Linked DNA regions of Homo sapiens: all the other regions are linked to region 3. Evidence: chromatin loops called from intact Hi-C (ENCODE). Cell type or tissue: PC-9. All regions are shown on one strand. Region 1 has its middle 260 kb from the start of SEMA3A. Region 2 has its middle 2.6 kb from the start of LINC03017. Region 3 overlaps SEMA3A (semaphorin 3A). Region 4 overlaps SEMA3A (semaphorin 3A). Region 5 overlaps SEMA3A (semaphorin 3A). Region 6 has its middle 120 kb from the start of LINC03017.

Evidence for each region. Peaks named below come from ENCODE experiments on the same cell type or tissue, not always from the same donor. Only the 100,000 strongest peaks of a DNase experiment are listed, where the experiment ranks them.
Region 1: a loop joins it to region 3, with 8 times the contacts of the local background. A loop is called at or near these places in 9 of 110 quality-filtered maps.
Region 2: it touches region 3 in a loop (4-fold over the local background); 3 of 110 quality-filtered maps call a loop at or near these places.
Region 4: it touches region 3 in a loop (7-fold over the local background); 3 of 110 quality-filtered maps call a loop at or near these places.
Region 5: a loop joins it to region 3, with 12 times the contacts of the local background. A loop is called at or near these places in 6 of 110 quality-filtered maps.
Region 6: a loop joins it to region 3, with 8 times the contacts of the local background. A loop is called at or near these places in 5 of 110 quality-filtered maps.

The regions. Positions count from the first base shown.
Region 1 is chr7:83,933,305-83,938,304 of GRCh38, forward strand. No RefSeq gene overlaps it. Among named protein-coding and RNA genes, the nearest start is that of SEMA3A, 260 kb to the right of the region's middle. In PC-9, CTCF peaks have their summits at 1,059 (motif pointing right), 1,260 and 2,949 (motif pointing right); a DNase peak (open chromatin) is centred at 2,957.
Region 2 is chr7:84,527,335-84,532,334 of GRCh38, forward strand. It overlaps the pseudogene RPL7P30. Among named protein-coding and RNA genes, the nearest start is that of LINC03017, 2.6 kb to the right of the region's middle. In PC-9, no CTCF peak of the experiment used is centred here; a DNase peak (open chromatin) is centred at 2,287; H3K27ac peaks cover 1,539 bases.
Region 3 is chr7:84,186,052-84,191,051 of GRCh38, forward strand. The region is part of intron 1 of SEMA3A (semaphorin 3A); the gene reads right to left. Among named protein-coding and RNA genes, the nearest start is that of SEMA3A, 6.2 kb to the right of the region's middle. In PC-9, a CTCF peak has its summit at 2,960; a DNase peak (open chromatin) is centred at 2,030; H3K27ac peaks cover 2,037 bases.
Region 4 is chr7:84,058,201-84,063,200 of GRCh38, forward strand. It overlaps SEMA3A (semaphorin 3A), which reads right to left. Exons shown (of 17, transcript NM_006080.3): 5 at 2,265-2,358. Among named protein-coding and RNA genes, the nearest start is that of SEMA3A, 130 kb to the right of the region's middle. In PC-9, no CTCF peak of the experiment used is centred here; a DNase peak (open chromatin) is centred at 2,711; H3K27ac peaks cover 2,164 bases.
Region 5 is chr7:84,023,568-84,028,567 of GRCh38, forward strand. The region is part of intron 6 of SEMA3A (semaphorin 3A); the gene reads right to left. Among named protein-coding and RNA genes, the nearest start is that of SEMA3A, 170 kb to the right of the region's middle. In PC-9, no CTCF peak of the experiment used is centred here; a DNase peak (open chromatin) is centred at 1,954; H3K27ac peaks cover 2,805 bases.
Region 6 is chr7:84,410,004-84,415,003 of GRCh38, forward strand. It overlaps a transcript of SEMA3A not described here. Among named protein-coding and RNA genes, the nearest start is that of LINC03017, 120 kb to the right of the region's middle. RefSeq lists an enhancer at 618-787. In PC-9, no CTCF peak of the experiment used is centred here; DNase peaks (open chromatin) are centred at 2,438 and 2,798; H3K27ac peaks cover 2,147 bases.

The sequences.
Region 1 (5,000 bases), 250 kb before region 3:
AGGGCTTCCAGGAAAATACGTCCCTTCTCTACTCCTCCCCACTCCTCATCAGCAACACTTCATTGAACTTTACATGGACTAAAGTAAACAAACAAGCAAACAAACACATTTTTATTATAATATGCTACTGAGATTTCAGGAGTTACCTCTTCTAGCAACTATCCTTACCCGGCCTTGAACTACTTGTAAAAAACGCTAGAATTGTGGATGTGTTTAGGAGATTGAAGTTGCCCAGGGACAATTTGTAAGCAGCATGTTAGGTTTAACTTTGGGACTAACTTTGACAAGTTCAGGGAATATCAATGATGGAGGCAGTGGGATCTTGTAGGATCTGGAAAAACTTTTTCTTTTCCCCATTGCTCATCTAATTGATAGGATTAGGGAATTCACATGAGTTTTATTTATTTTCTTGTAGTGGAGAGGAGGGCTCTGAATTATTATGCATTTGTGAATCCCTCCTACTGGTAATATGGTGGGTTTCCTTTTCTTTGTTGTTTTGCAAAACCTGAAAAATTACTCTGCAAAATTTTAGGTGTGTTGTGTATATGAATTAGTATTCCAAAATGTCCCTGGACAATTGATTTAGCTCCAGGTTCTTTTTTTGATTTGAGATTCTAGTTTTACACCGTCATGTGTCTTGAATGTTTTAAAAAAAGGAACAGCAACAAAGACAACCACCTTTAGTTCACAAAATATAAATTAAAAGATTGACGCTTCCTAGAAATACTAGCATAAATGGCATTTAATAATTAAAGCAAGTTTCCTCTCACTGTTCTCTATCTCAGATTCTTGTTTGTTCCCTTCATTTTATACACTAAATATGGACTTATTTTAATTGTTTTCTTTTTAAAGTTTGTCTTATTCTCACCGTAATGCACATCAGAAGAGGTCTTGTACCCTTTTTTATTTTATTCACAGTTGTGTCCTGGGACTTAACCAGAGCAACCAAAGCATAGTAGAAAATTAATAAATATTTGTTAAACATATTAATTTAATACACTAAAAAGTATTTTCTTAATATTTACCACTAGAGGGCATTTTTCTTCTGTCTTAAAATTCTAGTTCTTGAAAGAAAAAGCCTTTTTTTTTTTAAAGCTGAAGGTACTGAGTACCACTTTATTAACTTGTAAAGATAAAATATTTCAACCATCTCAAGTTATGAAAAGCATATATTCTTTATGGCACATATTAGCTTAAAATACATAAACATTCATATTCTACAGTAACATCAGCTCAAATTTAAAACATTGCTCTAATAAAATATTCAGATTTTAAAATTTAGATTAATATATCAGTATTTTAACACATAGACATACACACATATAGGATTATGTAAAATATTTCAATGATGTAAAATAGACATGATGGCCAAACACTATATATTTTGTAGCATTTTAGTTATCTAAAAGTATAATATGGATTTGATAAGATTTGATAAGAGAGAAGGATATTTTGATTAAGTTAAAGAATAAAGCCTTTTTCTATAGAAGAGGACAAAACAAAATCACATGGTCACAACAGGGCTGTCTTTCAGCTTGAATTGCTGTTTGGGTTTCTCTGGAAGCAGGAGATGGAGTTCCTGCAAAGTGTTCACCAGGGAATACTATTGGGGTCATCCCATGTGGACAGGAGGGTAAGAAAGTAGGACTGGGCCAAGACAAAGTCCAAACTCAAGGTAAGAAGTTGAAGTTGACAGGAATCAACCCTCCAAGAAGTTCTGGAGCTACAATGGCACATCAGAGGAGTCCCAAATTAAGTCAAACTGGCTGGCTTTTATATTCCTGACCCCAGCAGTCATCAGATGTGGGTGGACAGGGGAACTGGAGCAGTCAGTTTGCTGTAGCTGAGGAATCTCTGAAGAAGCCTGCAACTGAAGTGTGAGGCAGGGAGTCCTCGGAAAGGAGCTCTGGGAAGGGCCTGGCTACAACTATCACAACTTAGTTTTGTGAAAAATTTATGGGAAACGAGGGTTAGGTGGGGGCTGTGGAACTGGCAAGTATATTTAGAAACACAGTACATATTGTAGATGGAATAGAATTGTTTCAATGTAATAATTTTTTACTGCATGGATGTTTAAATGACATTATTAAAAATTAAAGGTCAGAAATTGAGAAAAAAGTGTAAAGTGTCCATGCATAAATTAGGTTTTAAGTAGAAGACGTTATGAAGATAATTTAACATTAATAAAACAATTTTATAATTTTGTTATATTTTTGATATACGCTTGCTCTAATTTGAATGTTAATATTAATGTCCTTGAGTAAAGAACATGGTTTTTTTTTTTTTTTAGACGGAGTCGCGCTCTGTTGCCCAGGCTGGGTGCAGTGGCGCGATTTCGGCTCACTGCAGGCTCCGCCTCCCAGGTACGCCATTCTCCTGCCTCTGCCTCCCGAGTAGCTGGGTCTACAGGCACCCGCCAACACGCCCGGATAATTTTTTTTTTTATTTTTAGTAGAGACAGGGTTTCACCGTGTTAGCCAGGATGGTCTCGATTTCCTGACCTCGTGATCTGCCCGCCTCGGCCTCCCAAAGTGCTGGGATTACAGGCGTGAGCCACCGCGCCCGGCCAAGAACATGTTTTAACCATCAAGAATTTCCACACTACTTAATAGCTAATTTACCTAAAGGAATTTACAATAAAATATAAATAACTATTTAGGAAATGAAGCAAAAAGACCCTCTCTTCACGGTAAAATTAACTTTGCTGTTAATGTTCTCTGTCAAAATACATCCCTTTGTCCTCCTTCTTCCCCTTTCATCCCACTTTACTTTTTAGAGTGCATTTTTACTTCATTTTATGCAACTGGAAGTGGAGTAATATCTTCATGAGGAAATGATATTTTTAGCTATTCTGTAATTCAGCTTCAAAGAAATGAAAATTCTTTGAACAATAATTTTCTTTCCGAAGAGATTCAAAGCCTTCTGTATGTGCTCAATGTTGTTAACCAGCAGATGGCACTCTTGCTCCTCGGCAGTGAACCTGGAGGCTTTGAAACTTGTCAAGAGTGTGGGTCAAATATCTTCCTTTGAAAGAAGTATAATAAAGAAGGCGCCTTCAGCCTGTATATCTGAACCAATAGAGATTCTTTATGTGCAGGTGCAACTAATCCTTTCAAGATGTAATGAAGCTCAATAAATCCTCCTTTTGCAATATCTTCACTGGTCTTTCAGGCTGATTCTGCTTTTTGTGAGAAGAAAAGTGCAGAACAGCTCAGCACAATGCTACATGTTTAAGCAATAAGGAGACTGACCCATTGTCTCATGTCAAGCTGCCTGGGACGCAATTTCCTTTTTCCTGTTCTCAAAATTAGCTGATGAGAGCAAGTTCCCTAGGTGAGCATAAGTTCCCCATATATATTTTTTTCTTTCTTTCCTGAAGTAAGGTGGCCAAAGAACTACGCCTTCGCTAGCTGTTATTCTCCATTTTATGTGCTGGGAAAGTCACTTGAGCACAAGAAGTTATTTTTCATATCTACATCACTGCTTCTTATTAATAAAACAAAGTACTTACCTGTTATTCGTTTTCCTTTTAGCCATTTCATAAATTCTGAAACTACCCATTGGAAATATTCAGAACTCTTATTAACACAGGGATTGATAGCATGCAAGTTTGGTGTTTTGTTTTTTTTTTTGTACAGGTAAATTATTGTTTGTTTATTTAGTTATATCACAAAAGATAACAAACCTTTTGGACAGCATATTCAGTACCAATCATTTCATGTTAGCATTTTTTTGCCATTTTTTAGGAAATCTCAAATTCTCAGATGTAGTTAGCTAAGAATATTATTGCTAACTGGCTATGTCTATAAGAAATAATATAAATGATAATGAAATAGGACTTTACTTTTAGTTCAAGAAAATTACAATATCAGTAATATCAATTGATAAGCTATGAGTCTTAGCCCTTCATCACACTCTGTTTGGAAAACCAGCAGTTGCTTCTGAGAGTGGATGAAAAACAAAATGAGAGGAAGGCTGCAATTACTCATATGACAATTACTTGTATTTGGTGTTGGCGTCGTCTGCCCTTAATATTCTTCCATTTTTCTACTGTCATTGTATTGATACTAAAACATGCTGCCAAAGACAGGATTAAGAGGTCTGGAAATAGCATGTTGAGCTTACTCCAAGCCATTCCTCTTTATGACTGTATGCTAGTGATAAAGACAGGAGACAGAAATACTGGGTAGAAGAGGGCAGTTTCCCAGCAAAGGCCCCACCCTCAAGCCTGGAAACCCGTGGCCCTAAATGAGAACAGGTATTCCTGTTTTCACGCCCAAAAAGTTGCCTTTTGGCCTGCTATGCCCCCTATCCTGTGCCCACATAAACTCCACATCCCAGGCTCCAGAAGCGGCCGAACAGATGAAAAGCAGAAATGCAGGGCATTTCGAAGGAGAGAAGAGAAGGAGTGTCTGAATGCCGAGAGGAGTTTGTCTGGGGACTATTGGAAAGGAGGTTGGCCACTAGACAGCCAAACTCCAGGGGAAGATCATCTCCCCACTCCATTCCCCTCCCAACTCCCCATCCATTCTGTGGAGAGCCACCTCCACCACTTACTAAAACCCCAGCTTTCACCCTTCTAGTCTGTGTGCGACCTGATTCTTCCTGGATGCTGGATTGGACCTGGGTGCCAAGAGGGTTCACTGAGCTGTCTAACACTTAAGCCATCCGTGGATGGCAAGACTAAAAGAGCGCACTGTAACTCAGGCCTACTTGGGCTTCAGGAGTGTCAGACATCCACTCCTAGATGCTGCCATGGGGCTGGAGCCCAAAAGCGCTCCCCTTGGTTCCTGCACCTGCCCGTCTGCGTGCTCGCCCTCCCATAAAGGGTTTGAGCTTGTTCAAAGGAGAGAGTTTGAGAGCTTGTTCAAACAGAGAGCCACACCCGCGTGGCAAGTCCTGTGAGGGTGGTCAAGGAACTCTCCCAACTCACTAGTAAACTGAAAAGCCAACAACACAAAATACATTTTCCAGGTAGAAATCAGAGAGAATTTTTTAAA
Region 2 (5,000 bases), 340 kb after region 3:
TAATAATAACAATTTAGAAAAAGAGTGAAGTAAATGTGCAATATATTACAACTAAGTTTTATAACAGAGAGTTATTTCTAGTATTAGATGTCTGATCATTACTTTTTAAAATCAACTTTGTATACCGCAATGAAAAGAATTTTGAAACTAAATGTAGCTCAAAGAATACCTCTTTCTTGGTTTTGCTCCATTGATCATAGTTTCCTTATTAAGCATAGGAAGTTGTGCTTGGAGTTGCCTTAAATTGTGTCATGTCAATCAAATTGAGTTTAGGAGGAAAATGTTTTGAAATACTAAAATAAATGGAAATAAAACCTTAAAGAGTCTCCTCTTCATGCACTGCGTGTTATCCTCCTGATAATACCACAGAGCTTATGTCAAACTCTGCGGACCTGCTCCAGAGGTACGTCTAGCCCACAGTGTGTGAGCAGTGAAGTTTGGGCACTCTTAGAGTTTGAACAGATAAACTTCGGAAGTTCAGTGAATCATTTCAGCCAACGTGGAAATGTCAGTAGCTGAAATCTTAGTAAAAACAATAAGTAGTCTGAAATACTAAACTCACATGAAAATTTGTTTTCACTTTAAACATATTTTTTGGCTTTTTGTACATCGAATACAGGTCATATCTGTTGCCTATATACTTGTAGATTAAAAAAAAAAACAACGATGTCAGCACTGCAAACTATAATTGTGATCAACATATATGATGGGTATAGTTGCTTTTTCTTTTTGAAAGCAGACACTGTTTATTCCAGGTTACAAAAATAATCACAGCAAACACCTTAGTTCATCCTTCTAAGGCTTTTGATCTGGTCTTCCCTGTTGTCAGCATCTCCGCCTTCTACAAAATGAGTGGTCTTTTTCTTTATTGAACATCCTGGAGAGGATGATTTGAAGGGCCACAGGGAGTTATCTGTTTCTTTGAAGCATTTTCTAACAGTACAGATCTCATGAATGAGGTACTACATGCTGATGATGTCATATTTACCAAGAGATCGACCAAAGTGTTAACTGTCAAGGCAATTCACTTCTTACTGATTTTGCCATAATCATGCTTATAGATTAGTTCATTTACTGACTTCAGGTTCGGGTACTCCCATGCAAAATAGGGTTCTACAATTCTCAGCATGTTAATTGAAGCCTCGTTGAGGTTAAAAATTTCCTTTCAAGACCTGATGAAGGCAAAGAAGCTGGAATACCTTTTGGACCTTTGTACTCATACCGTTAATACTTCTGATCCTGATGACAAATGTCAATTTGGGTTCAGCAGGTACATAGAAGTTGTCAGTTTTTCTTGCCATCCTATCCAATCAAATATCAGTTCTATACATTTGCCTATATTCTTTGGAACAGTGCTTCACTTTTTCATAAGTTTCCTCCTTGCCTTCAGAAGCATCTTTTGGGTTAAACTTTTTTCTCAGGCATTTGATCTTCAGGACTGCAAAATTCCTTCACTTTTTCTTAAGAGTTTCTGGCACAGCAGGAACCTTCTTCTTCCCTTTGATATCCTTCTTGATTCCAGCCAGAAAGGAGTGGTTGCTTTTTCCCTTTAAGAAGTTGTCATTTTTTCAAAGCATTGAATTAAGTATTTCCATGGTGGTAAGAAATACAGAGAGGGCCTGAAAATTCACTGACAAGGCAAAAAGTTGACAGTTGTTTGTGGGCAAGCATCTTTTTCTTAAATAAAAAGTGTGAGTTAAAGAAATGAGCAAAAGATGTAGGTGAGCCAGATGGATACAACTTTCATTTTATGTTTTTCTCACACCTGTATAAAACATTGTTCTAGTTCAAGGTATTGGTGTGAATATTCAAGTCCCAATCAAGCCACCCCAGAATGTTAAGATTAATAATGCATGTCAAATAAGAACAGCAAACATTATGGATCCAGGTGTAAATGTTATTTGTCTTGTTTCTAGCTTTCCTGAGTATTTTTTTCTTTCTCTGCCAATTAACTTTTTTTTTTTTTTACAGGAAGTAATCTTTTATTCCATTGGTGAGATGTGTTTCTAATCTTTCACTCCATGCAGAATAGCACCATTAAGGAAACTTAACTTTCTTTTCTTTTTTTGAGATATAGATTTTTTTTTAAGCCACAGGTTTAATGTGCTGCCCTTGACCTGAGAAGAAAATCTTGGATTTGTCTTTAGAGGAGGGATTTTGCTATGCCCCAGGGTGTTTATGACCAAAGCACATATTTGCTTCCTTCGTCACTGCTGTGAGGTTATCATGTGCAACTGGGTTAAACAAATAAAAAATACATTCCTATCACACACACACCTCTGAGTCCAGATAAAACAAAAGAACAGGACCATAAATGTCATCATTAGCTTGATTTCATGTATATGTACATATATTAAATGTGTGTTTGGTATGTACATATTTGACAATGAGTCGAAAAATATTCTACTATCATCTTTAATAACTCTTATGTAAGCAAAATGTGGCATGAAGTGATGTGATCCAGAACTCTGAGTAATCCCAGCCACAGTTTACTAGGATTTTCAGTAGTTATTGAGGCCTATGAATGTGTGTAGCTTTTCTTTAAGTCCTTCTGAAAACAGGTCTGTCCTTGAGGTGTCAGATTAACACTCCACTCAGAAGACAAATTGTTTGTGGGCACACTGGACATATGAGAGCCATTAGAGAGTGTGCTCTGCATTCTTGAAAAATGAAAAATTCTAGGCAACATTACATCTTATAAATGCAAGATGTTTATTATTACAGTACCAGCAATAAATGTTTAGAAACTGGAGAGGGCTCACAATGGTCCTGACTAGGAACATATGCCTATCAAGTTCATTGGAAGCGGAGCCATTGCTTTTTGGCATTAAGCAAAGGGTCTGGAAGCTATTATGCATTTAGGCTTCTATGAGTATTTAATTATATCAATAGGAGAACACAATTTCTGTTGTGTGTATAGTGCTGAATGTCTCCATTTATTCATGTTACTGTGCGTGATAGATGAGTTTAAACCAGATGCTGTAACTTTCTTGCTATTTGGCCAAATTATTTAAATCATATTCTTTGAAAATTCAGAAAATACCCTCCTGAACATCATTAAGGAAACTTCACCCATGGAATCTGTTTACAGACTTTTCTAAGGACGCTATACAAATTAACACACACACACACACACACACACACACACAACTGTGTATAAACATTTCCACCCCTTGATGTAAACTAATATATACTACTATATTGATCTTACCCTTATGCACTTTTCCAGGTCTGTCTTTTCTACCTTTCAATGATGCTTGCTTGAATATGTGATTACTACTGTTTATTTTATATTTGCCCCTGCACACTCAGACATTACCTAATGATGCAATCCAAAGTTTTTTGTCTGGTAGCTTTCTTTTTATATGACTGCAGTTAAGATATGGGCTCTGGTCCTCTTCTACTGTTTTTGATAAAGGTGATTTTACATTTAGAGTATAACATCTTTTAAAGAAACCCATTCCTATTTTGAATAAAATAAATACATTTTATATGTAAACTAACACTTTGCCTAGCACCTAGAATAATCAATAACTTACACATAGTAAGGACACAAAAAATATATATCAATTGAACGACTGATGAATGAGCTTATGAAAGCCTCCAAACAAAAGAAAAAACAATAAATATACAAGTATTTCCTAAGTAGTCGTTTTCTACCATAAAGTATTTCTTTTATTTTTATTTTTTAAATGGACAGATACAATGTCATGCATTTACCATATACAACATGATGTTTTCCATGTATAAATCCATAGGAGGTAATGCATTTGTTAATTAGCTATATTGAACCATTACTATGTAATTCTGATTTAAGTAAGGTTTTTGTTCTTGAATTGTTCTGTTGGCCTATTGGCTTGGGAGGAACCATTGTTGGGATTTGGAATTTATAATTCCATTTAAGTTTATACTTTATTCAAGCTTCTGGATCATTACTACCCGATAGGTAATGCTGGTCATTATTTTTTAGGCATGTGCTGTGCCCACATATTTCTTATCTTTTTTGTGGCTTCAGATACATGATCTATTTGTTCCATTTGCAGTTCTTTATTACTGCATGACAGACTCCATGACAGAGAGTATCTTGGGAGACTGAAAACAACAAGCTCTGAAGTCAGATTTAGCAATAGCAATAAGTTGCCTCATTTCTAAAATAAGAATAATTGTATTACTTGGGTAATTACTTTGAAAAATATAGAAATAATGAATATAAAGGAGCTACCAACATAAATATTATAAATTAGACTCCTTCATTAGGTAAGCTACCAGTAATATCTCCTAGAAAACAATCATCACCAATCGTCTTTGGGCTCTGAATGGGTATAATTTTGTCATGGTGCACACAATATTACTTATCCTTGGTAACTGGTTAAAAAAAAAGTGAGTCCAAATAATTTTAAATAGCAAAATAGTTACTAAAACTGAAATTCAATAAAAAGTAAATGTGAAAAGGATAAATCAATATAAAAACATCATATTTGCGTTTTCATTCTTGTTTTTTCCTCTTCCAATGCATTAGATGAAAGTTAAAATTCTGAATCTAGTATAACAGCATCAATGACAAATTTAAACGTGCAAGTCAGAGGCAGTTGAGGGAGTCAAAAAAGTTAAATAAGACTAACAAAAAAAGGAAATCTTAAAAAAGTTAAATGGTAAGACATTGTACTTACTGTCAAGACATGGCAAATACCAGTTTTCAAATTCAGGAAAATTTTCCACATGGGTGGCATGAAACACAGGAGAAGAAGGTAATTTGCCAGTGTTATAAGCGTAAGCCCATGTGTGAAAAAAATGAATAAAACAGAAGAACAAGGGAGAATAACAAAGCTAGGTCATTACTGTTGGGTTGGGAACCAGATGATGAAGAGTCCAAATGCAACATAATTGTGCATTTAAACTATGAAAAGGTTTAATTCCTTTAATATGTTTATATGTATTTTTTTTCTCTTGCTACATTTTTCCTGCCCTGCATGATAGTCCTTGACATAGATTGAAGGCAT
Region 3 (5,000 bases):
AGTCATATAAATTATTCTAAATATATTGCTGTTTTCCTAAAAAGAAAATCAAATCCAAAGAAATAGTTTCTGATACAGTAGTCACCACTCTTCTCTACTTTTACCTTCTCATATTTGTCCTATCATTCAAGGCCCACCTTCTTTGGGTCCTAGTTTAAAAAGCCACCCTAAAATCTTTAGGTAGATGTGACATCACCTTTCTCAAAAATTCTACAATATTCACTTTATTTATCCAAGAATCTATTCATAAAGAAATCTGACAGATGAGTTATGTGGCTTTATGTGTCTATTTTATACATAGAACGCAAGTAAGAAATAGTTAATAATGGTGCTTTTGTAAATAAAGTTTGCAGAACTTATGAAAACGTACTTTCATTTAAGCTAGTTCTTAAGGGATAATAACAACGGAACAGCATTTATTCTCTTGAAATTCAAAGTTGAAGGTTAAAAGAAAACAAAATTTCTGACCCATATTATGAAGATTCATAAGCACTTTGACAGCTTGATTTGACCTCAGGTGTAAACAACTTTGTTTTAGCTATGCCCAAATACATTTCTAAGAGTTTGGATTACACTTGGATTACACAATCATTTTTCAATACCACTTAATAACTATGATTTGTACATAATAACAATGCTGCTAGTAGTTGTCCCATTGTCCTTTCCTGGCAATATTTCTACCATGTCACAATAACTACATATTTAAAAAAAAAAAAAGAATTTTCCAACGAACATTGTAAGTTCATTTTATTCTAAATACCAATCTATAGATCTATATATAAGTGGCCTAAGGAAATTAGCCTACTATCCTCTCCCACCCTCTCAATCAGTATCTTAAACAAAGAATTCAACATATATTTTTCATGTTCACACTTTAGCAAATATTCCCATGGTATTTCCTATCACATCTACTCTCTTGAGTAAGTCTGAGGATGGAAGTGGATCATACTCTGAGGCTGTGGAACTCAAGGGCAAGGGAAGAAAAAGGATGACTTGGAGATGTAGCTTAGGGAGCAATGAGCAAGTGTTGCTCTTGACAAGTGTAGGAGGGGAAGCAAGAAAGGCTCTGAACTGCTAAATCTCAGCAAGCTGTCAGAGAGCCAAGTCTGGATTCTCCTAAAAGTATGGACAATGAAAAAGAACCAATTGAAATTACTCAAGGATTACACTTACAACTTCATTTGGTAGAACTGATTTGATCTTCACAAACATTCAGATACAATAAGACTGAGAATGGGATACTTTCACTTATCTTTAGCTACTACTTGGTTTTAGAGTAGAAACCTCACTTTCTTTTCTGGCTGTATATACTGTGACCTGATAAGAGGACAAGGAAAATCTGGGTTTTTGTCCAAAGGAATGCAATAATTCCTCAGCCTGGTTCCTGATTCCTAGAGCCTTCCAACATATTTATTGTATGTTTCCTATCTCTTAGCTGCAGACTAACAAATATGACCTGGATATTTTCTGATTCAGTTCTGGAATAGGTGTGGTTCAGAAGGAGATACTGTTTATGGAGATAGTATTACTCTCACAATCCTTTGTGCACTCTTAAATGCCTTGACTGATATCTTCCTGCCCTAGCACCTAACACTAAACTCACTTTCTCTACTATATATTATAATGCACAATTCATTTATAATGAATTGATTTATTGTAAATTTTCATTCTTATTATTTCCAAAAATAATTTTGTTTTATTAACAGGCATATTATTTGTTAATTTTTAAAAGGTGTGCCAAATAAAGCACAAAATCATTCAACAATGAATAATTCTGTGCTAGCCATTGAGAATATAAAGATGAAAAATACTACATACCCAGCCTTTAGAAACTCAGAATCTGGCACAAGATGATTCACATAAGCAGTTTCACAGACTAAATGAGTCAATTGACATATTCAATAGAATGAAACTTCATTTGGCTTGCTGATGAAGACTCCAGTGGGTCATGTTATATTTTATCTAAAGACATGTTTATGATTGCTGCAACGCTTTAAGTTACTCTAAGTTTTGGTCAACATAGTTTCCCACGCCACATTTCTCCAAGCAAGGGAAACCTGGAAATGCAGGTTTAATGACTCATTCAGGAGATGACAAGATTCCTTAAAATGTGTGGTTCCTTTAAATTTTACCCTAAGCTTGTAAAAACTCCCAAGACCAAACTATTCTTCATATTTATCAACAGGATTTTATTTTTGCTTATCTTCATTCCCCAATTCAAGTATAAATTGTATATTTCCTTATCCTGGGTTTGACAGACTCCAGCTTTGTTACTGTTTGGAAATAGTGTGTGGATTGCCTATTTATACTGATGTTTATGTCTTGGCAATAGTGGGAGATAGTAGCTGGAGACATTCATACTTATTTGTGTCAGATAGAATTTATTGATTCTTCTATATGCTTAATTAAGATAACAGTGTTAAAGAACCTACAGATTAAAAGGAGTCAGTCTTTTAAAAATATACCAAATGCCATTTTCTTAACATTATTTTACTTTTTCAACTACCTACTCTCCAACTATAAATGGCTGTAATAATGTGCCACAGGCAGGCTACTTCATTCTTGGTAAGCACACATCATATAATATGTGATACTTAATATATACAGGCACATGAATCTCTGCTTCCATCATTCTAATTGTTTAGTACCATTGTTTCATTCACTATTTTGTTTTACATTTTACAGATTAATTTCACATATCAAGCCTTATTTAAGTTTAAATGTATGTATTTGCTTTTTACTTAGAAATATTTAGTTTTTCAGGATCAAAATGTACCAATAAATGCATGCAAAGAGCACATCAATATCTTTAGCAAATTTCATTTTAAGTAATTCTTCTGTTTTGTGAATGTTAAATTTCATGACTATTATGCCAATTTTTCCAAACTTGGTCTGCACACCTTATTCTGTGCATATTTACCCTAGTAGCCTGCCCATTTCCAAATTAATGAAAGAGCTGTCACAAATTGCTAGTGCCACCTATTAGTGGAAGCATAGAACTGCAAATCATGGTAATTCCTTTATATAGTGCATTAGAAATCATGAGGGGTAAAAGTCATCCCAAGAATCACACTTGTTCTAATGTATGTTTACAACTGCTGGTCTTTTTAAAATAAACCTTCACTACAAGTGCAAAACTTATTTCAATACTGTCATGAGTTTTGGAGATTTTACCTCTATAACTTTGTAGCAATGAATTATTTATCACATATTACTTTTTCATAAAGGTTTGACAAGAGCAATGTCTTAGTTGATTAATATGTAACTCTGTAATATCATGACTTTGTAAATAGAAGTTGTTGGATAATGATCAATTCAAAATTTATATCACTATTAGTCATTTTGGAAGATTTTGTAAAAATCAGATTAAACATTATTCAAAATAATCCTGACTTTAGATTTTGAAATTCTTCAAAAGTTGTGAAGGTGTGGTATTTTGACTTTTGGAGCTATGATACAAAGGTGTGTCACTGGAGTTAAAATGAGAAAAATTGGGATAATTTAAAATACACAATTTCTTACAGGCAACTTAAAATTCATGATAACTTTAAAATGCAAGTTTCTTAAAATGCAAACCTGAAAACATGATAGAAAATTTAATGCCCTATACAATTATTTATTCACATTAAGCATAATAGCCTCCATAACAACAATTTAACATTAATTTTTATTACTAGGAACATATGCAATCATATTAATTAACTCTAATTAAACGTATTCCTGAAAGATCCATGAAATACATTAAATCTTTACTATAGAATTTAAGTATAATTGACCCCAAATTATAATACATGATTTATATAATAATTAAAATCAGAAAATAAAGGAAAATTAGATATCACAGATCAATATATCTGTTTAGTTTGCTAATATTTTAGTAAACTACGTATTTCATGTCACTGACAATAGTAGAACTCTAGAAATCAGTCACATGAAGAGAAAAAAACCCTAAAAAGTTAGAATTGGGAAAATTATCTATTCAGTATTCATATTTATTTAAGTTGTTAGTGACTGAATATCATTATTAAAGCTGGTGAGTTAGAGGCTTACATGAATTTGTTTTGCGGTCTCAGTTATTTTCTTGATTGCTAAAGTCTACACTGTATAAATTCTTTCAAAGGTCAATCTGGTTGTCAGCTTTAAGCAGAGAATCCACAAATTGGAGATTTTTACAAGCCCTCATCTGATCTGACCAGCATTGAATCACAAGATGTGTGACTAAGTGTTTTATTTTATGTTCATTTTACATTATTTGCCAGGGTATACTTGTTGAATAGATGAATAAAAAGTTCTAGTTTTCAGTGTGTTTAAATTCAAGATTTCAGCATCAAAACATGATTTATAAGGTTAATAGAATTTGAGAAGAAAAGGTCATCCAAAGTCCTGGTGACAAATATACAGTGAGTATTTGAGAAAAGTCATTGCAAATAATTGATAACTTCTTTGCTCTATGCATGTGTGTATGTATGTGTGTGAGTGTGTGGGTATGTCTTCCCCCCACAACTCCCACATATGTTTCCTAAAAACATTCCATTTTAGCTGTGAGCAGATTTTTAGGGTAAGACTAGCCCTATCTTATACTATTATGTGAATGTTCAGGACATCCATGAAAACTTTTCATGGGACACAAAAGACAACACCCACTCTATTATTTATATATATATATGTATATATATAATATATATACACACACACATATATATAATTTAAAATATCAATGTCATTTTAAACCAACAATTTACGAAGAATTGTATTGTGATTCAGAACTTGTAGATTGCTGAGGTTATTTTCACAATTATAAAATGAAGTTATTTTCTGAATTATAAAATCATAAAATGAAGTTATATTTCCTATGTATTGAAATATATGGTATATGTATACCTATGTGTACACATAAATGTATTGGTATATACACACACACACACACACACACAAATACTGCTCTGGTGAAAGTAAAGAAAATCTTAAAGGAAAGACAAGAAGTTTAATTAGAAAATCAT
Region 4 (5,000 bases), 130 kb before region 3:
ACCTTAAAATTTCTATCTTATTTGTACCAATGAGGAAGGTGTATCCAAAAGCTTTTGGGAACATAGGTTTTCCCAATGGCCATTTTCTGATATACAAAGTACAACCTGTATATTTCTGAGACAGCTGTTACCCTTGTATGTAAAAGAGTTTGGGAAGTGCTGTAGAAAATATTTATGTTAAAAAGCTCCATTAAACTAGTGAGCATTCTTTTTAGAGCAGTATGAGAGAAAATGCCAACGAAAACCCAACAAGGGGAACTAAATGTACCATAAGAGGAAGAATTTATAGCACAGTTATAAAGAAAGCAAATAACTTCAACACAGAGAGTTTCAGCTCTTGAATTAAAATGGCGTTTCAGGTATTTTGAAGGATTTTGCCAGGTATAATATGGCCTGTTTCTTTTTCTGTATCTTGCTATTCAATGATTTCAGAAGTTAATTTATTTGGTCTTGTCAATAAGCGCTACATACCTCTGAAAATTACTAAATTATTTTACCATATTGGATAGGTTAGGTCTGCACTTCCATCTGAAAGTTCTTTTTCTGAAACACCTATTGTTCTTTCTAGCCACGTCCTCTTCCTGACTCACTGAACTTTGCTCATTCTCTCTGCCTTTTCATAAACCTATATAGCTTTTTCAAAGATATTCAAATATAAAACTAAAACTGTGGAGTTTCGTTTTCTTTGTGGACTTTGGGTGGTTGCATACCATATGAACTAGGTAATACCTACTTGTCATCATTCTTTCTCAGCGGAATATTAAAATAAATAATCAAGCAAGTCCCTACTGAGAAACATACCATGAAGTAAAGCTGCTTTGGGCACACTTTAGCATACTGCTTTTTAAGGAATACCTATCCTTTTTTCAGTGTGCAATTTAAATAACTATAAGCTGTAAGTTCATACAAAATATGACTCCTACCCTTTGTTTAAAACAACGTTCAAATTTCAGCATGTATTTTTGAGGAAGCCATCCACAAATAATCACTAGACCAACCATAAATAGGAAAATTGTAAGTGTGCTAGGTATGCTGCCTTCCTTCAGGTCTTAAACTTTTGTTAAAATGCTGCATAAATGCATGAAATGGACTAAAAGTGTCCACATTTGAAAAGCAACAGAGGAGATAATTCATGCCACAATGGATTTCTTCTTAATAGAATAAGGATCAGTGAAACATGGTGACAAAAGAAAACACTAGAAAATACAGAAAAAATATATATCTTCATGGTTAATATGGCAGTCAATATGACTAGAGTTTATTTTTCTGAGTAGGAAAAAATTATAAGAAGAGAAACATGGAAAACTTTATAAACTTATGACATATCAGATAACCTAAATTTAATTTTTTAATCAAGATTTATTATTTAAAATTTAATTAGAAATTTTAGATTTGAAAAGTTTCATTTTGTTGTGCTATTAAATAATTCTTTTGCATATTGTATAGAAAAGGAAAACAAAAAGGTACATAATTTCTACACAATTATGTAGAAAAATATGTTCAAGAACAGAATCATGACCCAGAATTTTTTTATGTTTTAGGTTGTTGGTATGCTCAAAATTTAAAAAATAAAAAAGAAAGGAAAAAATGATAAAATAAAGAGAAAATAAAAAATTTAAAAATTGCTTCATGATTTGCCACTTTTTGTTTGTGTATTTAGTTAACTCCAGTCCGGAGGTAGTTAAGAGTCTGGAAAAAATTCTTTATTTTTCAATACAGACTAAAGTTTTATCTTATTTGTATCTACTTCTATTATTTTGAACTATAAGCATTCCCCACTTATCAGCAATGCTAAATGAAAAGAGGAGAAAGCTAGAAAAGATGATGGTTACAGAAAAAGGTAGAGGACGTCACATCAAATATTTTGTTAGATTTTCCAAAAAAGAAGAGCTAATTTCATAAAAGGTGAATACAGAATGTAACTTCCCTTAGCCTGTATATGTAATATGTATATTAGGATGAGCCAGCACAAGGTAACACAATGGGTCTCTGCCAACTGTACCAAGTGGGGCTGCATAGTAATTGAGAGGCCATTTTAAGATCCTATTCCATTTCCATTAAAAAGAATCAGACTAGTTGGTGCAATAAGCAAAATAGCATTTAGTGTTTCTTCTTCATTTTCAAACATTTGAATATATCACAACTAATGTCCTTCTAAAACAATTATTATTTCATAATGGAAAATCTTGGTAGATAAAAAAGAACATACAACCTGTTTGTTATTTATAGAAAACTCACTATTTAATTGATTGTTGACTACGCACCTATTAAAAGGGATGCTGTCAGCAGCTTAGGGTCATATGGACTCTTCCCACGGCCGTTTTCAAAATGTGAGTTCTCCAGCTTAAAAATATTGTCCTGTGGATTTAAAAAAGAAAGAGAAAAGGGTTTCCTTTATATATAAAAATGAGTGTTTTCAACACATCAGTTAATCAGAGAGATGTCAAGTATTCATGTCCAACACAAGAGTTATTTTTATTTGTTCAAATTTTTGAGATGGCAAAATAAATCAAGTGTATTGAAAATAGGTAATACTAGCCAAATATCTACTTAGCTTAATGATATTTAGTAGCAGTTAGCACGTTGCAAACAATAATGTGTAAATAAACTATAAAGAACAGGATGTGTCATGGTAAGAGGAGAGTGATTATTTTATCACACAGGTATGTTATAATCTATCATAATGGCTTTTGAGGAAAGAATGTTAAACTTAAATAAAATGACTCATTTCCTTCCTTTGTAGAAAAGAAAAATAGCAATTCACTACGTTAGTTGTCTAGAATAAATTACACAATCTTGTCAGTATGTACTTTCCAGAAGACATGTTAAATAGCCATCAAATTTATTTTCCCCACTATGTCCTTTGCACATCTTTGGTGGCTACGTGCTTCTTGTGTATTTTTAAGTTACAGCAGCAGGTGAAGTGCCTGAAATGCCTCATTCACTTCTCTAAGAGGGAAATATCCCAGGTTAGGAGAGCAGTGTGCCTGGAGGTGGTGTCAATGGAATAACAAGCACATTATTACCACGGGAAAGCCTGCTCTGTTGGGTCCCTAAGTACTCAGAAACAGGAATGAACTTTTGACTACCTATAAAAAATATACACATGTCTCAAGGTAGAATATGTGCAGGAAAGCATGACATCAAAAATCTTGATAAGGAGATAACTAATTCACGCTTGAGACCCTGTTGTCAGAATGTGTCTACCTACTGCACTCTATATGTGACAGTGGAGTAAATCTGGGGACATTTCTGAGCATTCTTTTAAGAACCAAGTGCCCTGGGAATTAATTAGATAAGAATATGTATGCTTTTTCCAGTAGTACATTAAGTTGTCCACAGACTGAAATAAAATAGCTTTTTATTTTTTGGCAATTTCTCTACTATTCACATAAAAGTATTTTCTACCATCTTGGTATATTAAATGGTGTCCATTTTATGATCAGTAGGGATCATTTTGTTTAACATTTAATATTTCTGATGGAACTAATGGCAGGGTTTCAAATTATTACTCTTAAAACTCATTTGAATTAGGGACGAAAGTTAAAAAAAAGGAAGAAATTCCAAGTGTTCTGTTTTTACTACTGTGAATGAGAATTACCAATTCTAATCTTCTTTCTTTGCATTTATTCTGTATTTGGCAATTAGCTGTCCTGTACCAATGATATTTCTTTAGGTTAGTTCTAAAATCTATACTGTGAAATAATTTATGGGCTTTCACAGAATTGTACTAAGTTATAGTGGAAAACGCAATGAGCCAGGCACCAGGCTTAGCTCTGGTTCTCTGGTCACTGTTTCATATCTCTGAGCCTCTGGTCCTAAAATGTCAGCACATGTAAGGATATTTAACCTCACAAGTTAATTTGGAGGGTTAAATAATTTATTTAAAACATTTTAAAAGCAGCAAAATTTTAAAAATGCTATTTATATTCTATTAATTATGTTAGTATTACCAGTATAGCAAAATAATATGGAAATTAACACAGGTTGTTGCCATTATTTTCAACTTTCCTAACATAGTGTCAAAGAAATATTACATTGAGATGTTTATATACATCACTAAATTACAAACTTTTTCACAAATACGAATTTATCATAGGCATTTAAATATTAAAATTATATGAAAAGACATATTCTATTCAAAAACTTAGAAGAATCATTAAAGAAATACCCAGATATATGTGTATTTTGATGAAAAATTAGGAAATAGGAGGAGCCAAGATGGCCGAATAGGAACAGCTCCGGTCTACGGCTCCCAGAGTGAGCGACGCAGAAGATGGTGATTTCTGCATTTCCATCTCAGGTACCGGGTTCACCTCACTACGGAGTGCGAGACAGTGGGCATAGGTCAGTGGGTGCGCGCACCACGCGCGAGCCGAAGCAGGGCGAGGCATTGCCTCACTTGGGAAGCGCAAGGGGTCAGGGAGTTCCCTTTCTGAGTCAAAGAAAGGGGTGACAGACGGCACCTGGAAAATCCGGTCACTCCCACCCGAATACTGCGCTTTTCCGGCGGGCTTAAAAAACGGCGCATCACGAGATTATATCCCGCACCTGGCTTGGAGGGTCCTACACCCACGGAGTCTCGCTGATTGCTAGCACAGCAGTCTGAGATCAAACTACAAGGCCGCAGCGAGGCGGGGGGAGGGGCGTCCGCCATTGCCAAACTTGATTAGGTAAACAAAGCAGCCTGGAAGCTCCAACTGGGTGGAGCCCACCACAGCTCAAGGAGGCCTGCCTGCCTCTGTAGGCTCCACCTCTGGGGGCAGGGCACAGACAAACAAAAAGACAGCAGTAACCTCTGCAGACTTAAATGGCCCTGTCTGACAGCTTTGAAGAGAGCAGTGGTTCTCCCAGCACGCCGCTGGAGATCTGAGAACGGGCAGACTGCCTCCTCAAGTGGGTCCCTGACCCCTGACCCCTAAGCAACCTAACTGTGAGGCACCCCCAAGCAGGGGCACACTGACACCTCACATGGCAGGGTATTCCAACAGACCTGCAGC
Region 5 (5,000 bases), 160 kb before region 3:
CCACTCAGCCAATCCTCTTGTAAAACATGTCAGAGGTTGCAGAGCAGGGAAGGCGGAACATATAACCCCACTGCAGAAAAATGGCAGAAATCCCCTCTCTCTCTGAATCAACAGGAACACCACCTATGAAAGGAAAAAACAAGGCTTTAAAATGTAGATAGTGCCGGGCGCTATGGCTCACGCCTGTAATCCCAGCACTTTGGGAGGCCGAGGCGGGTGGATCACGAGGTCAGGAGATCGAGACCATCCTGGCTAACACGGTGAAACCCCGTCTCTACTAAAAAATACAAAAAAGTTAGCCGGGTGTGGTGGCGGGTACCTGTAGTCCCAGCTACTCGGGAGGCTGAGGCAGGAGAATAGCGTGAACCCGGGAGGCGGAGCTTGCAGTGAACGGAGATCGCGCCACTGCACTCTAGCCTGGGCAACGGAGCGAGACTCCGTCTCAAAAAAAAAAAAAAAAAAATTAGTTCACAGAAATATACATACACATTCTTTTCTTCACACTTTAAAGGAGGTCCCAGTGACATTATAACTATGAAGGAAAACTCTTTCAGAAAGCAACATAAAAAGAAGCAAGTATTTCCTTCACTGTACTTATATAAAAACTGTTCTGTGATAGGATTCAGAGAAAATGGGTAGAAATTAGGCTTCTCCCAGTCACTAGATTTGTTACTTCAAAAATAACAACTTGGCTGGGCGCGGTGGCTCACGCCTGTAATCCCGGCACCATGGGGAGGCCAAGGCGGGTGAATCACTTGAGGCCAGGAGGTTGAGACCAGCCTGGCCAACATGATGAAACCTCGTCTCTACTAAAAATACAAAAAAAAAATTAGACGAGTATGGTGGCACACACCTATAATCCCAGCTATTCGGGAGGCTGAGGCACGAGAATTGCTTGAACCCAGGAGGCGGAGGTTGCAGTGTGCTGAGACCGCACCACTGCACTCCAGCCTGAGCAAGAGAGGAGACTCTGTCCCTGCACACCCAATGCCCCCCCACAATAAAAGAAAAAAGAAAAAAAATCAACTAGCCTCAGTTACTTGACTATCAGAAAGTACATATCTTTGAGGAGTGTTGGGAGAATTAATTAGGGAATACACATACATCTATCTATCTGCCAATGCCAAGCATATTATTGGTCTTCAAAATTGCTAGCTGTTATTATTTTATAACATTGTTTTTAAAACTTTGTGAAATATTGTATACAAATGTATGTTTAAAAGTTAATGGTAACATAAGATCAGGTGCGGTGGCTCATGCCTGTAATCCCAGAACTTTGGGAGGCCGAGGCAGGTGAATCACTTGAGGTGAGGAGTTCGAGACCAGCCTGGCCAATATGGTGAAACCCCGTCTCTACTAAAACACAAAAAGTAGCCGGGCATGGTGGTGGGCGCCTGTGGACCCAGTTACTTGGGAGGCTGAGGCAGGAGAATCTCTTGAACTCAGGAGGCGGAGGTTGCAGTGAGCCGAGATGGTGCCACTGCACTCCAGCCTGGGTAACAAAGCGAGACTCTGTCTTTAAATGAATAAATAAATAAATAAAAATAAGTAATGGTAACATAAACTTAGATTACCAGTGGAAGCAAGTTGGTAGCTGATAAGGATTCTAAAAACCTGCTAAAGACAACTAAGATGAACAAAGACTAATTATAAATTATGTAAATTATAAAACTATATTAATATTTCCAATATCACAGCCTCAGGCTTCAAAATATTTACAAAGAAACTAGCTGGGAAATTGGTAATGGGGAATAATTATCACCAGATGACTGCCAGCACACCAGGATGGCAGCCACAGTGACTGGTTTCTTCCCTTTTCAGCTATGCCACAACATACAGAAAACAAAAGCCCCAAAGAATCAATAGACCATGAATGGGAACTTTCAGCACATTAAGAATGCAGGGAATGCAACATAAGGTCATCTCACATTCTTAGCTAACAGCCTAAGCAGAGGAGATATATCATTTTTGGCTGTGGAATAGAATAACCTCTGGCTGCCAAGGAACGGGCCTGGAAAAACTTCTGATGCTAGCTGGCTGGGAAACTGTGAATAGCCTTTGGGATAGTTTAACCCAAGAAAAGTTCAAGATGAGTCACATCAGGAGAGAGAGAAGGGCTGATTAGAATGAAAGATAAACACAGAAGGCAAGTGAAAATAATAGATACTGTTTATTGCACCCTTTCCTTCTGTACTATCTGCATTATCTAATCCACACATACCCCAGAAAGAAATCCTGGGATTAAGACCCAGCGAATGTTCAAGGTACAAACTAGTAACTGGCAGAGCCAGGGCATAACAAGAGCCGAGTTCCTTCTACTGCCTCAAGCTACATGGAGTGTTTGCACCTATGTAATTTGCAATATGTCTCTAAGTTGCATGTACTTCTACACTATTTGGTTATTTGATTTACTATTTTAATATACTTTTTAATCATTAATCAAGAGAATAGTGGGAAAGATTGCTACCTTCTAGCACTACAAAATAAGTCTATTTGAACTAAATGGTCATAACCAAAAGCAACGGTTCGTAGTTTTCCTCAAAAAGGCAAATGACGGAATAAGAAGTGAAAGGCTTTGGGATATTGGACTTACAAGCATAAATACATAAAGTCATCACGAACATCACTGTGGTGTGGAGTGCCCTCAACTCTGTACCTTAAATCAAATTAAGTACCTCGTATCTCTTATTCAACCCTGACTTTGAGGAGAAAATGTTTTTCCACCTTCATCTTTTCAGTTTCATCTCCCATATCTATTTAACTGGCAATTACTACCAATTCTCTACTAATAATTTTTAGAATATTTTTCACTTATTTATTTGTTTTCTATTAAAAGTCTTCTCATCTCTCTCCTAAAGTATTGATGTGACCTCTAGAAAGAGTCCCCTGCTTTGAACTACCATGCAACCCAGTGAACCCATTACTAGGTATATACCAAGAAGAATATAAATCATTGTACCATAAAGACACATGCACATGAATGTTTTTTGTAGCACTGTTCACAATAGCAAAGACATGGAATCAACCTAAATGCCCATCAATGACAGACTGAATTTAAAAAATGTAATTAGTGCATGTACACCATGGAATACTATGCAGCCATAAAAAGGAATGAGATCATGTCCTGTAGGAACATGGATGGGGCCGGAGGCTCTTATCCTTAGCAAACTAACACAGGAACAGAAAACCAACTACTGCATGTTCTCACTTATAAGAGGCAGCTAAATGATAACCACTTATGAACACAAAGAAGGGAACAGACACTGGACTCTACTTGAGGGTGGAGGGTGGGAAAAGGGAGAGAAGCAGAAAAAAATAACTATTGGGTACTAGGCTCAATACCTGAGTGATGAAATAACCTGTACAACAAACCCCTGTGACACGAGTTTACCTATAAAGCAAACCTTCACGTGTACCCCCAAACCTAAAATAAAAGTTAAAAAAAAAACTGCAAGCAAAATTATGTGTGTGTACCTACAAAAAAATGGACCATTGCTTTAAATAATTTTCTTCCAAATCAATATTTTACAATATTTACAAGGTATATCTCTAAATATACACAATTTTTTAATGGTTTTTCATTGACTAAGCAAATTCAGATGCCTTTAAAAGACATGCAATGTCTCTGCTACCTAGTCCCTGGATATACCTAATTCTAGGCTTGTTCCCAGTTGAATTTCCTTGTATCCTCCTATCTTACCACTTGGGATTCCCACAACTTTTATTCTTAAATTACTTTATTTATGAAAATTCCTTTACCAAGAATCATGACAATTTTTCAAGACCATTTTCAAATATATTTCACGAGTTCTTTCTCTAAATTTGTCAGGTGGAAATTTATCTTCTGCATTTTTATAATACAGTATTTTGTTGGATTTTCAATGAGTTACCAGCCAACCAGCACTAGTTTATTCTTTAGAGCAATACAAATCTGGGTTTCTATTTCTATTTCACTAAGTTTTTTGTTTGTTTGTTTGTTTTTAGTTAGAGTTTGCCATTCATCTTTGAATCCTCTCTAGTTCCTAACAATATATTACCCTTTAGGATACTTGGTTACTTGAACTCAAACAGACACTATTATATATACTTACATAATTGGCTTATGGTTTACAAACTGCCTTCATGGAGATGAGGTGGCAGTGTTAAGAAGCTGTCACAGTATCCAGTTTAGCTCCACCATTCAGTTACTGTGTGACCATGAGCAAGTTAACATCTCTGTCTTGAGTTCTCACTCATAAAGTGAGAATTTGGAGACATTATAAAGATAATAGAGCTGATACACCTGGACTTAGAACAACATACTATTGTGAAATATCTATCTTTATTGTTATCCCATGGTTGATTACTTCTGCTTCATTATTAAGAAATGTGTTTACCACCAAAAATCATTTTCTAAAAGTGTGTTATTGACGTCATCAAAATACAAGTATTCTTTCTGAAAATTGAAGTGGAAGACATATCATTATTAATCATGTAAGAAGGGTGTACCGATGTCCGAAGCTACTTTGTCTTAATAAAAAGAAAGATGATTGATGAATGGAGAGAGGAGTGATTGGAGAGACACACGATACATTGCAGTAAATTGTAAATTTATAGAATCTAGGTGGAAGACAAAGGTTTATAGCTGTAAAATTATTTTAACTTTCCTGTATTTGAAATTTTTCATATCAAAATATTAGAAAAATACTTTTATGCTTCCCAAAAATAAAAAAGTAGCATTTGTTTTTAACATTCAGGAAAGGTGAACTTAGGTGAATATGAGGACTAAGGCAAAACTAAGAAAATACAATATGTAAATACAATAATTATAATGGGTGATAAATGATATCATTTAGTTTCTTTTACTAGTACTGTCATTATCCTAATGATTCACACTTATCCATAAACTGGAACAAAATCAACAAAGTATGTTCTTTTTACTTAAATATTATGGTCTTTAACATTTTATAATTCAATAGAAAACTTTTTATAATGTAACTGGCTATATGCTATAGAATTAC
Region 6 (5,000 bases), 220 kb after region 3:
ATAAGGATCACGTAGGGAGTAGCATTGGTTATAGTATAACTGATTTTAAAGAAAATTTTTCCATGGAGAAAGACAAAATTGAGTTGAAAATACAAGACTGTTAATTGTTTTGTTCCTGTATAAGAATCAACAAAAGTAAACTCATTGTTTCATCTTATGTTATGTAACTGTCTGCTCTTAAAGAAAAACACAAATTCACACAATCCTTTATACTTTCTATACAATAATTTACATGTATTTTATATATTTACCTTTATATTTATAAACATACACAATATATTTTTCATTTGTTGAGAATTGAGTGCAGTTTTTCATCAGGGGGTCATTTTCTTCTATAATTTTCAAGATAAAAGACATTCTTTTAATGTCAGCCTCATGCCTACATGGCTATGTTTTCTACTATTAAGCAAGCAACCTGGATTTAATTCCCAACCCAGATTGCACACTCCCCAGACTACTTGGTTCAACACCTGTAAAGAAGAAAATTACTTATGTTACATGAAAGCACCTATTTTAGTTTTAAGGAGAGGTGCTAGTTTCCAATAAAGGAATAGAGTGTATTTTTCTTTGTTTTCTGTTGGAAATGTAGTAGTTGTGGCCTTTCAGCAGAATATGTCAAGCCACCCCACAAAGAGTTCCTTTCCCAGTGTATTTATTGCTGCGTGCACCACCACATGTTTTTCGCATAAAGAAAAGAAAAATGCAGGTATTAGAGATTCTAATTATATGTTTCTACAAGCTGAATTAACACGGAAATGTCAAATTGCTTGGGGGAGCATTTAACCCTGTACCTCTAGAGCATTCCAAAGTATTTGTGTTTCTGTACACTTAGACTCTTAAAAGCTATTTGACCGTTTTCCCAGGGTATCTGCACCTAAGAGACTAACTAGCTTTATACTGACACAGTGACAACTATTAGATAGAACTTACTTCAGGTTTTTCTTGTTGTCGTTGTCGGGGGATTGTAACTTTTTATTCCACTCCAAATCTGAAGGTTTAAGATAGAGGAATATAAACTTTCAGTAGGTCAGTGTATTAGCAGATGTTTATATTGTCTGTGTGTTTGTGTATCTGTGTGTGGGTATATGTTTATGAGACAGAGGGAGAGAAAATCCAGCTAACTGTATCTTAGAAACATCAATGGAGAGGTAGAGAGATAGCATTCTTCTCCCACCCTGTAATACTTGATTTCTGGACTAGGAAAAAAATTGGTAGCGGTCCACTTGGGATTTTTTATAATATTGCAAAATGGCTATGATTATTAATTTATGTTTTAACAAATAACCACATTAAGGGATAAAGTAGAAAGCACAGTCATTGGAGCATAAACTTGAACAGGAATAATAAGACATTTTATTGTCAGCAGGGATTTATCTCTCAGGGATGCTAGAATGCTGGGTTTCCTTTGCTTACCATGAATTATTGATTCTATGTCCTGTTACTTCCATTATGGTGTTTCCAAAATATCAGCCTAACCAGTCTTTTGTATTAAACCTATTTCAAAAATAATAGACTACTAATATAATTGCATCAGTTTCTTAAAATATTGACATTTGGGTATAATTATATATATATATATTCATATTCTAGTATTATAGAAAAATAACTGAAAAAATGCAGTGGCCTCAAATATATTAACTATCTACATTTCAAAATCTGTGTAAACATTTTATTGAAAAATTTTTAGGCTTTTCCTTACGTATGTTGAGAAATTTTTTGGCATTTTTTATTTTCTCCTGGCAACATGAAACAGCTGGGTTTAAACAACAGTTTAGATTCAGGTTTGTTTTCTTTCTTTTTTCTTTCAAGAAGAGGTCATGGACCACCTGTAAACTGTATCTTGATGGATTAAATAAAACTTGTAAAATTGAATCCTGGTAATAAAGTAGATTCTATAAAATAGACACCTTGTATCTCTCTCCATTATTCCATTCTTTTGTGGTTCTTCCTTGATTCAAATGTGCACTTATTTTAACATATGTAATTTCTACAAATTCTACAACACTTCTTGCTTTCTTTCCTAAGACACCTATAGTGACTTTTCTTATTGTGCTGGGCAAACTTTGAACTCCTAGATGCCATTTATGACAGCTCAAAATGAATGCCTTGATAAGGCTACAAAGCAAAGTGGTGGTTTGAAAAGCCTATTGATGAAAGGTTGGCAGGGAGGCTGTGCTAACCACATACAAGGATCATGCATGAGGCTACAGGAGGTCACAGGTTTTTAAGGAGCATGGATCAAGCAGGGTCAGATTGGTTACAGCCAATTGCACAGCACATTCTTCTCCATTCATCCCCAGCTGCATCTCTAATTATGACCTACACAATCAGCGATGAAGCATTAAAAAGTGGAACTGTATTGTTCCATGGTGAGTGCTTAGCAAAAAAGCTGGAATTTGATACTTAGTCACAGTTTGCAAACAATGTGGTTGAACCACCTGAGGGGTCACATTTTTACATTCTGAGGCAATTTATTAGTAATGGTACATGTCAGTCAAAAATCCCCCTAAAGCTCTTTCATTACTAGCCATGACTTTGATACAGAAATGGTTCAAAGTAATAGGCAAATAAAACAAGAGCTAGATCATTTACAAAGAAGGATCACCACATTCCCTTTATCCTTTCCTGATGAGCAATCTTTGTAGTTGAGCTCTAAGTGGTATAAAGATTATACTGGATGGGTTATTTTGAAAGCAAGCCTTTTTATTTGTCAATGAGGGATTGTTAAAGCTTCTAAACTATTTCCATGATTTCTTCCATTTTAACTGAAAATATAAACAGAAGCAAACACTATGGTTGAGTCACTGCAACGACACTTCTCCCAGCTATAGTTTTTTAGATAGGAATGACTCAAGTTTACAAAGCTGGTATAAATTTGGAAAGAGTCCTGCATAAAGATGTTTCACAACTTCCTTCCAAAACACACACACACATACACACACACTCACACACACACATTCATACACAAATTTCTTTTTCAAGACAAATTTAAGGAATTCAACAAAAATTACTTTTCTATTTTTGGAAGGAAATACCACCTTTCATCAACAAATGCAACATTTTAGTAGTTTTAATTTTTCTATACATGCTTCTGGAATGATTACTATTATACATTTCTTTCTTCATCTACTGACTTCTATGTAGGAACTTACCCTTCATAACTGATGCAGTTATGACATCACAGGATGTATTATATGTGTAGAATAATGGTTCTATTGCCATAGCCTCTCTAAGTGAAGGTTTTTTAACAATGAAAGTCACATTCTTAAAGATTTTATAGGGTCCATTTTAAATCAATAACCAAAAAGTTAAAATAAGAAGTAGAATATACTGTAGAAAGCAGGCCGAGTGTGGTGCCTCATACCTGTAATCTCAGCACTTTAGGAGGCTGAGTCAGGAGGATTGCTTGAGCCCAGAAGTTTGAGACCAGCCGAGGAAACATGGCAAAACCCTGTCTCTACAAAAAACACAAAAGTTAGCTAGGTGTGATGGCATGTGCCTGTAGTCCCAGCTACTCAGGGGGCTGAAGTGGGAAGACCACCTGATTCTGGGAAATCGAGGCTGTGGTGAGCTGTGATCATGCCATTGCACGCTAGCCTGGGTGACAGGGTGTCAGAGTGAGACCCTGTGTCCAAAACAAACAAACAAACAAAAAAACACAAAACTTAGTAGTAGTAGTAGAAGTAAAAATCAATCAATTGAAATTGCGTATGTAGAGAGAAAAAACTTGAAAGCAGTCTAGACTTTATTCTATTTCTTTGTTTTATACTAGTCATTTTTAAAAAAGAAACAATAAATAATGGGATGTGTAGGAAAAATATAACGTAGTGAAAATAACTAAGATTTACAAATCATTTTTACATGCCAGGACATATAATCTGCAATTTAGATGTAGTATCTCAATTAATCCTCAAAGCAGTCCTATGCATCATTTGCCTCTCTAAAGCCTTATGAAGTATGTATTATTATTCCAAATTTAGAAGACAGAAAAATTAGATTCAAGGTCACATATACTGCTTCACCGTAAATTTCTGATTACTCTATTAACTGATACTTTATTAATCTTATAATAATATTTGTGGCTTAACCCCGCACCAACTTGAGCAATTTGATTCCAGTTTAAAAAGTAAATTATATATTTGTTTTCTTGTTTTATATTAAAAATAGTTTTCTAATCAATGTTCACCATTTTTGTTTGAAATCTGGAAGCTATGCACCTGTGTATGAACATCTATGCATATATCTTTTGATCCCACTCTTAAACTCCCCTAACCATTTCCATTGCCCATAAACATTAACATTTTAGAGTGAAAAATTTGGTTGTGTAAACATTAATGTAATAATTAACTCAACAAAAGTAATCAGCACATGATAAATAATTGGCTAAAAGTAAAAAAAAAAAAAAAACAGTATTGTTATGTAGCCTCAAAGCAACACCCCACAAATGGCTTGATAAATACGTGCAATGAAATGAAACTTTACAATGGAAATTCTCACAGAAATCACCTTCACCAACAGGCTGAATTTGGCATCTTCTAAGAAGACACAAATGGTCATTATGTGATTCTAGTATAATAGGAAGTACACAACATCACGTGTAGTATTCTTGTCAAAGTTGTTTAACCTTAGTGTAATCATGAATAAACGTTCAAAAACACTCAGATGGTGGGACATTCTATCAGAAAATTTGGCTCTATTATTAAAAGAAAAAATGTCAATATCATGAAAAACAAAAAAAAGGCGAAATGAACAAAGTGTAATTTCACATTAAACTAAAAAGACAGGTAACCAATTAAAATGCAGAATCATTGTTTGAATCCTGGATCAAAATAATCAAATAAATAAACGAATCAGCAAAGAACCATTGAGACAATGGGGAAATTCAAATAAACACTATATGTTAGATAACATTATTGTTAAAGTTTGATTTACAGAAATTTAAAAACCATGAGGAACAAATAAAAAATAAATACATCTAAAATATTTATCTAGCTCACATC